2 separate regions of the Mus musculus genome follow, and region 2 is linked to region 1. A link is a loop called in an ENCODE intact Hi-C map of the cell type or tissue named here. Cell type or tissue: left cerebral cortex. All regions are shown on one strand. Each heading gives the region's core, and the rest is flanking DNA. Links, peaks and the distances in the headings are about the cores only.

The links. A loop is a pair of places that touch in the nucleus more often than their neighbours do. Peaks named below come from ENCODE experiments on the same cell type or tissue, not always from the same donor. Only the 100,000 strongest peaks of a DNase experiment are listed, where the experiment ranks them.
Region 2: a loop joins it to region 1, with 2.7 times the contacts of the local background. A loop is called at or near these places in 6 of 42 quality-filtered maps.

Annotation. Positions count from the first base shown.
Region 1 is chr13:39,181,249-39,186,634 of GRCm38, reverse strand. No RefSeq gene overlaps it. Among named protein-coding and RNA genes, the nearest start is that of 5033403F01Rik, 220 kb to the right of the region's middle. In left cerebral cortex, for the core only: a CTCF peak has its summit at 2,841 (motif pointing left); DNase peaks (open chromatin) are centred at 2,606 and 2,838.
Region 2 is chr13:39,431,766-39,437,151 of GRCm38, reverse strand. No RefSeq gene overlaps it. Among named protein-coding and RNA genes, the nearest start is that of Gm32243, 210 kb to the left of the region's middle. In left cerebral cortex, for the core only: no CTCF peak of the experiment used is centred there; no DNase peak of the experiment used is centred there.

The DNA.
Region 1 (5,386 bases), core at 116-5,115:
TCTCCTTTGAATCAGTGGACCAAATAAAGCTGATTGCTCAGTAAGTGGAAATCCTGGGTAGAATAAAGCAGCCCATCTTCCATCTACCCATCTTGTCACTCGGGAAATTCATCATGGCTGACTGCTTCGAGCTGGTTGTCAATCTCCACTTGCCCTCAGATGCAGCCCAAACAGTGGCTTTCCCTGGATCTCAAGTCTGACATAGCCTAGCTCCAAGCTGTTAAGTTTCTGCACTCCCGACTTGCTGACTACAGACCCTGAGATTCTTCAGCCTCAAAGGAGGATAGAAACTGACTCTTGATAGTGGATCTTTTGCTAATGTTTGTGTGTATTCTCCTGGTTTCATTTGCTGAGGATTTGAATAGAACCCATGTCAGCAGTCTCAATCAAGTCATTACCTTCTGCTTTTATAAGAAAAAGAATGGCCTAGTCGGCCATCACTGAGAAGAGAGGCCCCTTGGTATTACAAACTTTATATGCCCCAGTATAAGGGAATGCCAGAGCCAAGAAGCAGGAGTGGGTGGGTAGGGGAGCAGGGTGGAGGGAGGGTATAGGGAACATTCGGGATGGCATTTGAAATGTATATAAAGGAAATATCTATAAATAAATAAATAAATAAAATTTATATACAACAGAAAAAAAAAGAAAAAGAAATTTTGGTTGCTATGGGGTTCTTTAAAGCGTAGCATTCTATAATTGTCTGATTCTATCATTACTAACTGGGAAGGTGCTTTTCACACCTGGCTATATTCACTGACCTACCAAGTGCCTACGACTGACCTAGTAACTGCCATGAGTACTAAGTCGTTTTATCTTGAAATATTCTGAGTGTTGCTTTCCGTTTTCTTGGGGAAAGTACACAAGGCTATGTAGCAATTTGTCAAAGTCACAAAACAAGAGGAAAGCATTTTATTTATATTAATAAAACAATGAATAACTTAAGGGAGTACAGAAATGTAAAAAGTGATGAGTTTAAGAAATAGCATCCTAGCATCCTGGTATTCAACCATGACATGGTTGTCAATCTTTCAACAAGTCTCCATCCAGGTTAACATAGAGGCCCCATGTAGACAACTTCCTAAAAATAAAAATAAAACAAAACAAAGATTGCTAGGGGCGTTGCTTTGTTGGTATACTCTTTGGAAACATCATCTTCTATGTAGTCCATGCTGGCCTTCAACTCACTTTGTATCCCAGACTGGCTTCAAATCCTGGCATTCCCCCTGCATCAGCTTCCTGAGTGCTAAGATTACAGGACTGTGCTACACAACCTGCTAGTGGTTAGTGTCTTCATCCCCAGACTTCCTACTTTTTCCAGGCTCTCACCCCCCAGCCTCTCAGGTTAAAAGGTGCCCACCAAATGAGATGAAACCAAAGGTGTGGCTTATGACTGTGTTTGTTCTCATGTCTCCGTTTTTACCTTCATCCTGAAAGTCTTGTTCCTCACCTGGTAACCAAAGCACTGGTTGACTTGGTTATGCAAAGTGTATGCATATATTCAAACACTCCCAGCTGTGGGTGAGATTTGACTATAACATTCTGTTTTCTCACTTAAGTATAAAGTGATCTTAAGGCAATCTCGATTTTCCTTTCACTTATTCTTGCAGGCAACACATCTTAAGTATGAAATTTGCCTGTTTGACTTTTCTTCATCTAGGGTGATTAAGTATTCACCATTTTTGAAAGGGACAGGGAGCAATAATGTTTCAAATTCTGCCTGATGCCAATGGATAATATTCATTGCACATTTGGACAGAATGACCAGTGCTCGACCTCAGGCTCTCTGGAGTAAATATGACATTATTCCAAACAAACAATTGGGAAACTGGAGCTTAACATGGCTAAGCCATGGACATTTTGTCATACAAGCACTGAGATTAAACTAGACTAGAAGACATCTACAATTGAGTAAGTATAGTTGTCACAGAAGAATAGAAAGCAAAACAATCATTAAAGCCAGGAACATGGATGAGATACACTTTTCAAATCCTGTCATGACCGTGTGAAGTAAGGACACTATCAGAATGATTAATTAAATTAATCTCTTTTTATGAACTGAATCATTTAGCAAATCAAATAGTTTAAGTTATCCCTATCCTGTTTAAAACACAGCCTATTTCTACGATGCTCTGCACAAGTCTAGGTGAGTAGAGACTCCACATCCTGCCAATACACTAAGACTATTAAAGAAGACACGTTATAACCAGCTTTAATATGCTCGTATGTTTCATGATTTCTGAGTTTCTGAGTAGGATCCCTGACTTGAGCGAGCACTGGGAAAGGGATGATTTCAAATCCAGTGACCGTTTTTCTAGTGTAATTTAATTCGGATTTCAATTTGGAAATCCCCTCTCTCCCTGCCTCAGATTTTTTAAGGGGTTGAGGAGAGTGAAGATTAAGTGAAACCCTGAAGCTGCTTTGGTGCCTTGGCTTTATCAAGGCTTCTGTGTATTAGGCCTAAACAGCATGAATTTCTGAGGAACATGAAGGGGAGGGGAGCTGCCTTCACCGGGGAGGTGTACAGACTTGCCAAGACTGTTGAGTGGCAGTTAGCTTGGCTGTATGACAATAAATTGTGCACACATACTTCCCATCTTGCTCCTGAGCAGGGCAACAGCCCCACTTCAAACAGAACCCTTGCTTAGCCTCACCTGTAGGTTGCCAGAGCCTTCCAGGGTGGGATCTTGGCACCCAGACAAAACTCTGCCTGAAAACTCAATTTAGTGGTTCCAAGTTTTAAAAAGAATGGAAGAAAGAAAGAGAAGAAGAGAAAGTATTTTACCGGGCTTATTTCAAGAAAAAAAAAAAAATCACTGCCAAGTCTCAAATTCCCCATCTCACACTGCCATCTACTGTCAGAGGCCCAGTGTTCTGAGAAAAAGAGATACACCAAGCACATTTGTAGGCCTGGACATTTTTCCTGGACTTTCTTTTTCAAATCTGGTTGACAATTAGGTTTCACTGTTGCTCTGTTTGAGGACAATGCTGCTTTTCTTTCCCCCACTGTGTAGATTCATATACATTGCACAAAGAACGAAAGCACATCTCATGTAGGATCTTCTTACAAAAAAAAAAAAATTCCAAGCATTATAGTTCCCCCTTTGGAAGAACTATAGTCCAAAGATCTAAAGAGAAAACAAAAACAGCTCAAGAGGTCTTACCCGAGAATCCTTATCTTCCTGCTTTAACTGTAGGAAAACAAAAAACAAAGCTGAAGGATGGGGACTCCATCAATGTTGATGTGTTCTGTAAACTCTAACCATGGGATTTTGGCAGCTAACCAGAATTTCAACGAATTAGGTTGGTTGGTTGGTTGGTTGGTTGGTTGGTCAGTTAGTTAGTAAGGACTTCAGAAAATAGTGCAAATTCTACAATAGAATCCCAGAGAGCTGGTCTTTAGCATGGTTCGGTTAACTAGAGAAGGCTTCATGGCTTGGAGGATGTGTTTGGTGATTGCAAAGACTCCAATTTCCTGTTGATTTTTTAACAGGGAAATAATGATTCTTTCCTTTCCCACCTTATAGGTTTAATGGATAGGACTTACACACTCTCTGCATCTTGAAACTTGTATAACTCCCCATACACCCAGTCAAGAAAATAGAGATCTACAAAGGACAGATGTAGAGACCCCCTGCAGTGTTAAGCAAGTGTGTTAGCTTTATTCTTATGACAGCATCATGGTGAACATGAAGAGCCTTCAACCTCTATGCTATAGATACAGGTTTTGAACTTTCAAATACATCTTGGTAAAACAACTGAAAAATGGACTTAGAAATGAAGAAGCTATCAAACACAAAGCTACCACGAATAATAACAAGTGCAACCACGTGCACTGTTTTGGCCTCTGCTTCTGCATGATATCTGGGCCTGTACTCTCCATGGAGTGAACACTTCAAAAGCATTTGGTCAGTGATATTTTGACCGATGGATATCTCGGAAATTTTCTGCAAAACACCAGCCATCTCTACAGTAACATCTCGGTTCTCTCTGGAGAAGTTGCCTTACTTTTCTCCTTTAGATGACAGCCAGGAGGTAGCAAAGAGCTCACCGAAGAGTTGCACAAGATGATTTGAATACAACCCCTCTGGTACATGCAGTAAATTTAAATTTTCAAGGAACAGTTGAACTGCTATCAAATGTGGTTTGGAGGGGGGCATCAAGAATAGAACAATGTGAAGTATTTATATGTTATGAGTTGAAAGACAGAAAGCCTACCCCCTCTAAAAACAATAAGGAAAAACTGTCGAACTTTCCCAGTTATAAACTAAGACTTTGGGCCCACCTAATACAGAGCAAACATCCTTTTAACTTTAAAGAGAATTCTATGTATCAAAGGACAAATAGTTCTAAGTGTGGATATTAACAAACATGCTGGATATTCCAGTAGGAGCCTATGTTGACTTATTTCCACGTTAATTGTTTTTGAGTATTGCAAAACATCTATGCAAATGTATTTATATTCAATAACAATGGAATAGAGTAAGTAGAGAAATGATCTCCTCTGTGTATGAATTCATGACCTTGGCTTGTCATTCATTTGCTTCTTGGTAAAAATATTTAACACTGACTTATTCTTAATTCCTGTTGCCTTCCCTAAAAACTAATGGATTCTGCTCTCCTTAGCACTAGATGGGAGTAAATTCACATGACTAGGTCTACCTGTAAGACACAATAGAGAATAATCATGAGAACTGGAATAGGGCCCCAGCCCTTAGAGAGTTAGACATATCATAGAAGGCATCTAGAACTTGCTGCCCAACCTAGATCAGACCAAATCATGGGCCTTTGTAACTACTGCTACATCAGGATTGATTACGGGAATAGCTGTTTCTTTATATGGAAGACTGTGCATTGGGCAACGTGATGGGGATCAGCTACATCTGTGACCTCTGGCATGAGTGTGAGCTTCAAATCCATGGAAGGCCTGGTTTAGAGTCTAATTTCTGAACTTATTCAGAGTCTCTGACTCACTTAATGTCATAGTTTTGGTTACTATTGCTATGACAAAACATACCATAGTCCATCATTGAAAGAAGTCAGCACAGGCACTCAAACCAGACAGGAATCTTGAGGCAAGAGCTGATGCAGAGGCCATGGAGGGGTGCTGTTTACTTTCTTGCTTCCCCTGGCTTGCTCAGACTGTTTGCCTATAGAACCCAGGACCATTTCCTATAGAGCCCAGGGATGGCACCAGCTACAATGGGTAACCATCAGTTCAGAAAATGCCCCACAGCCCTATTTTATGGAGTCCTTTTCTCACTTGAGGCTTCCTTCTCTCAAATGACTTGAGTTTGTGTCAAGCTAACATAAAGCTATGCACTGTAGTAGGTCTAGGGAGCGGCCTAGGATTTACATTTCTAAAAGTTTCCCAGGTAGTTGTCCTTAG
Region 2 (5,386 bases), core at 216-5,215, 250 kb before region 1:
AAAGGCTGGTCAAGAATGGGTCGGTAACATGGAATAGGTTAACGACCAAGATGAGCTAAGTGTAGATGTTACAAATTAAAAGAGCAAAACCAGAAGCCTTAGCTAATCTGCAATGTGTTCAATAGAAACGACTTAAACTGAAATAAGAAGCAGTAAATGAAGGGGTGGGAGATGGATGTAGCATTTAAGGGCCGCAGTACCCACGGGCTTGGCGTATGGAATAACAGGCTCCACCAGAGAAAGAGGACAGAAAACATTTCCAAACAAATACTGTCTGCAAAACAATTGAAAGCATTTAAGTTTACAGCCACAAACTCCAAAAGGTTTTAAAGAGTATAAGAGCAGAGCAGAGCAAGGCCAGTGCTGTGTACATGTGCCTAGATGCACACACTTTGAAAACCAAAGAAACGAAAACTTCTCTGGCAGCCTGAGAAGAGCAAACCGTCCATACGGGGTAACTGCGAAGAGCATTAAAATAGTTCCTCAGAAACTAGACGAGTCGGGAAGTGGGGAAGTGAATAGACTAATAATGTTAAGACAAAGAATAAGAAGAGAATAATCTATCCAGGGAATTCCATATGCAGTGAAAATATCTCCAAAATGTGAATGGATAAACAAAATGTGTGTTACATATACAATACAGTATAATCAGCCATAAAAAAAAATAAAAGAAGGAAAGGAAGGAACGAAGAAAAGAAGGGAGGGAGGGAGCGAGCAAGCAAGAATGAATGAATGAACGAATGAAGTTAAGTCATTTTCAGAAGATGAACAGAACTGGAGATCATTGTGGCAAATGAAAGAAAAATATCTTTTATTTCATTAACTAGAGCATAGACTTTACATATATAGACATGAAAGTAGAAAGGAGACTGAAATTGTACTGGTTAGGGAGGGGTGTGTTAGTTGGTTTTTGTCAACTTAAAAAAAATCCCTTGGAATATCTGGGTAAAAGGAATTCTAATTAAGACAATGCATCCATAAGACTGGCTGGTGGGCAAGCCTGTGAGGTAGTAAGTGCTGTTGGAAGGCCCAGCTCACTGTAGGCCATGATACCCGGGGCAGGTGGACCTAGGCTATATAGGAGAGAAGCCCGAGCAAGCCTTGTGGAGAAAACCAGTGAGCCAATTTCCCCATGGCTCCTCTCAGTTCCTGTGCTGAGTTTCTGTCTTGGCTTCCTTCAGTGGGCTGTGACCTGGGATGTGTAAGCTGAAACCCTTTTCTTCCCAAGTCGCTTTGGTCATGGCGTTTTGTCACAGCCTTGGAAACTTGACGAAGATAAAGGGGAAGGAAGTAACATGGTCAAAATATACAACACCGTTCTAAAGTCATCACTTGGGTAGATAATATATACTAATGGATCTTTAATTAAAAACATTAGTTAAAGCAGAGAAGTTTTTAGTAAAATGGAACTTGAAGCAATTCAAGCTCACAGACCAGAATATGAAGAAATTCTTTAGAAAGGGAGTCATGACTATTAGGAACCAGAACCTCACAAAGAAATAATGAAATAGAGGCAGGCGGATTTCTGAGTTCGAGGCCAGCCTGGTCTGCAAAGTGAGTTCCAGGACAGCCAGGGCTATACAGAGAAACCCTGTCTTAAAAGAGCCAAAAAAAAAAAAAAAAAAAAAAAGAAAAGAAAAGAAAAGAAAAGAAATAATGAAATGTATATAGGGACAACAAATAGGTACCAAATGTAATATGTTTATATATTTATAACATGTATAAATATATAAACATATATAAACATATGTATACATATATATACAAATATACACACATAAATGTATAGTATATAAATATATAAGCATATGTATAAATATAGACATATGTACATATACATGCATATAAATATTTATAAATATATATATAAACATATACATATGTACATATATGTTAAAGTTTCAGCCAGTTCAACAGATTTTCCTAATATCAAATTGGTACCTTTTTATTTCTTTTTTTTAACTTAATTTCATTTGTAATTCATTTTTACACTCCATATTCTATTCTCCACCCCCTCCCCATCCACCCTCTGACTATTCCACATCCCACACCTCCTCTCTACCCCACCCCCTCTCCACGTGGATGCCCCCACCCCCACCCCACCTGACCTCTAAACTCCCTGGGGCCTTCAGTCTCATAAAGGTTAGGTGCATCATCTCTGAATGAACACAGACCTGGCAGTTCTCTACTGTATGTGTGTTGGGGGCCTCATATCAGCTGGTGTATGCTGTCTGTTTGGTGGTCCAGTGTTTAAAAGATATCAGAGGTCCGGATTAGTTGAGACTGCTGGTCCTCCTACAGGATCACCCTTCTTCTCAGCTTCTTTCCACCTTCCCTAATTCAATAACAGGGGTCAGCTGCTTCTGTCCATTGGTTGGGGGCAACTAACTGCATCTGACTCTTTCAGCTGCTTGTTGAGTCTTTTGGAGGGCAGTCAAGATAGATCCCTTTTTGTGAGCATTCCGTATCCTCAGTCGTAGTGTCAGGCCTTGGAACCTCCCGTTGAGCTGGATCCCACTTTGGGCCTGTCGCTGGACCAGCAGCGTATGTGTGCCCTGCTGTGTCCTACTCAGCTAGCTGGAATCAGCCCTCAGATGTGAGAATGGAAAGTGCAGCTTGCATGGCAGATATCACAAGCGGAAAAAGTGAGGTCGTTAAGACCAATGTGGTTCCCATAGTTTCCATACTTACACGGTCTCTGGTAAGTCAGCGTTCCCAGTAACCAAGCTCCATTTAATAGTCACTCGTCATCCCTTTTCTACCATGAGAAATATTTCTAAACCTGGGAGCACAGTGATTGTCTCCAGCATGTTTGTCCTTCATGATTGTCAAGGCCAAGTTTGTTACTACATGGCATCTGCCTAATAATGAAGTGATTTCTTTAAATCTTAACTCCACAAGTGATATTCTGATTTCTAAAGGCTTTATTTGGACAACCTGATACTTTCTGCCTTCTCAGGGTTATCTTTGTCAATGCTTTGTCGATGGTTCTGGTCTTTTATACCCAGACAATCCTAGCCATCTAGTACAAGCTGTCTCCCTACTGAGCTGTCTCTTTGCTATAAGGCTCGGTGAAATTCCTACTATTAAGTACTTTAAGTATGTGCACACACATCTATGCCTATAAAACCATCTTTCTCATCAGAATTCACTACTGATAATATTAATTGGCTAGCAAACAGGTCCCTCCTGAGGGCGATGCACACAGCTATGGAGTCATGGGTGTTCGGCTTTTTTATTGCATACCTTGCAATTGATGTGACAAGAGAGTTTTAAAATCTTTTCCTCTTTAGAGTTGTTTCTAAGGAGGAGGGACATGATTTTCAGGAAAGGTACTTATTAATTTTAACTTTCAGCGCTAAAGCTTTTGGAAGCCTTTCTTGGAATGGATTTGAGGTGAAGTGTGGTGGGCTAGGGATGTAGCACAGTCCTTGGTTCAACCTCAACTAATACAACATCCAAGAAAATGGGCTGTGGGAAGCAGCCACGTGTCCGTTGATAGAACCCTGCCTCCCTGCTATTTATTGTCACTCTCAGGTTTATTGTTTATTATTTATTGTCAGCTGTGTCTGAGCATCGCTGCTGGGAGGATGTTTTTATGGGCATAGATGTATGTGCACGTAATTAAAGCACAAACCCCGGGAAGTCTACAGAAATGAATAAACTGAACCAAGTTTTGGCTTCCGAGACATAACAGTTTGTCAAGGAATAAGGACAATAAGTTAAAAGGAAAACGGGTTCCGAGTGTAATTAGCAGTGAAAGCCTTTGACAAGGTGACCATTCCTGCATCACTGAGGAGGGACATATTAAGTGGAGCCCTTCTGTGAGAGCAGACAGTGCTCCTTTGTTTGGTCAGGTGATAACTCTTAACACCATTAAGTTCTCCTGAATGACTGACTGAGTTTTCCCATCCCTATTGGTTTGCTTCTGGAAGCTCAAGTGTGAGCTTGCAGGATATTAAATTCACCAGATTATAGCACAAGATAATTTTCTTCCCTTCTTCCTTCCTCCCTCCCTCCCTCCCTCCTCCCTCCCTCCCTCCCTCCCTCCTCCCTCCCTCCCTCCTTCCCTGCTTCTTTCCTTTCTCCCTCCCTCCCTCCCTCCCTCCCTGCTTCCTTCCTTCCTCCCTCCCTCCCTGCTTCCTTCTTTCCTTCCCTCCCTCCCTTCCTTCCTTCCTTCCTTCCTTCCTTCCTTCCTTCCTTCCTTTTATATTCGATTATGAGCTTTAATTTCTTTTTTTAAATTTGATTTTCCATTTATTTACTTTTCAAATGCTATCCCCCTTCCTGGTTTCCCCTCTGCAACCTCCTTATCCAATCTCCTTTACCCTGCTTTTATGAGGGAGCTCCCCCACCCACCTCCCCACTCCTGCCTCACCTCCTTAGCATTCCTCTACATTGGGGCACCAAGGGCCTCCCCTCCCATTGATGCCAGATAAGGCCCCTTCAGCTCCTTCAGTCCTTCTCCTAACTCCTCCACTGGGGTCCCTGTGCTGTCCGATGGTTGGCTGCGAGCATCCTCAGTTGTATTGGTCAGGATCTGGCAGATCCTCTAAGGAGACTGAGTGGTAATGATCAAACTCCAACTCATGCAGATGTCTGCCAGTGTTACAAGTGACTGGGGCTGGAAAAGTGGGTCCACCTAGACCATTTCATCTCATAAGAAGCAATTCTTCCCTGCATTTCAATTAGAAGACATACTTGTCCGCTGTGCAAGGCTGAGCACCAGTGCTCAGCCTAGAAACCATGGTGGAGGAGATGTCTTCTAAAGATGTCTTCTGGCTTCTGCATGAGCACAGTGGCACATGTGTGAACACACATGCACACACACACACACACATGCGCACACACACATACATTAAATAAAATTTAAAACAGCTAAAAAGAACTTGGCATTCAGAATATTAGGCAACCAATCCAGACCTCTGGTCTTGAGTCTCTGAACATCACAAGTCACTAATCTGCTTAAATGACAGAAAACAGAAGTCTCAACATAGAAAAAATCAATAAAGCATACTTGGAATTATCATTAAAATTTTGAACACTTATTGGCATATATATCCCACAGACAGAAGGGCACGTGCACATGTATGTAATACATGGGCTGTAGCACTTCCCTCCTTCATTACAAGTTATGTCCCAGGCGAAGTTTGTCTTTCTTAATTTCAAAGGAGAAATTAATTTTTCTACATGATAAGTAAATCCCTGGCCACCAGTCTTGTGTTTACCTTTGAAAGTCAGATGCCCTGTTCCTTCCTCTATAAGCAGTCCCTTCTACCACCTATGCCATGGTTTGTCAGGTGGAATAGACGTGCCGCCATTCTCAAAGCCATTTTGTTGAATATTGGTTTTCGTCACTCTTGCTTTTTAGGGGACAGATGTAGAG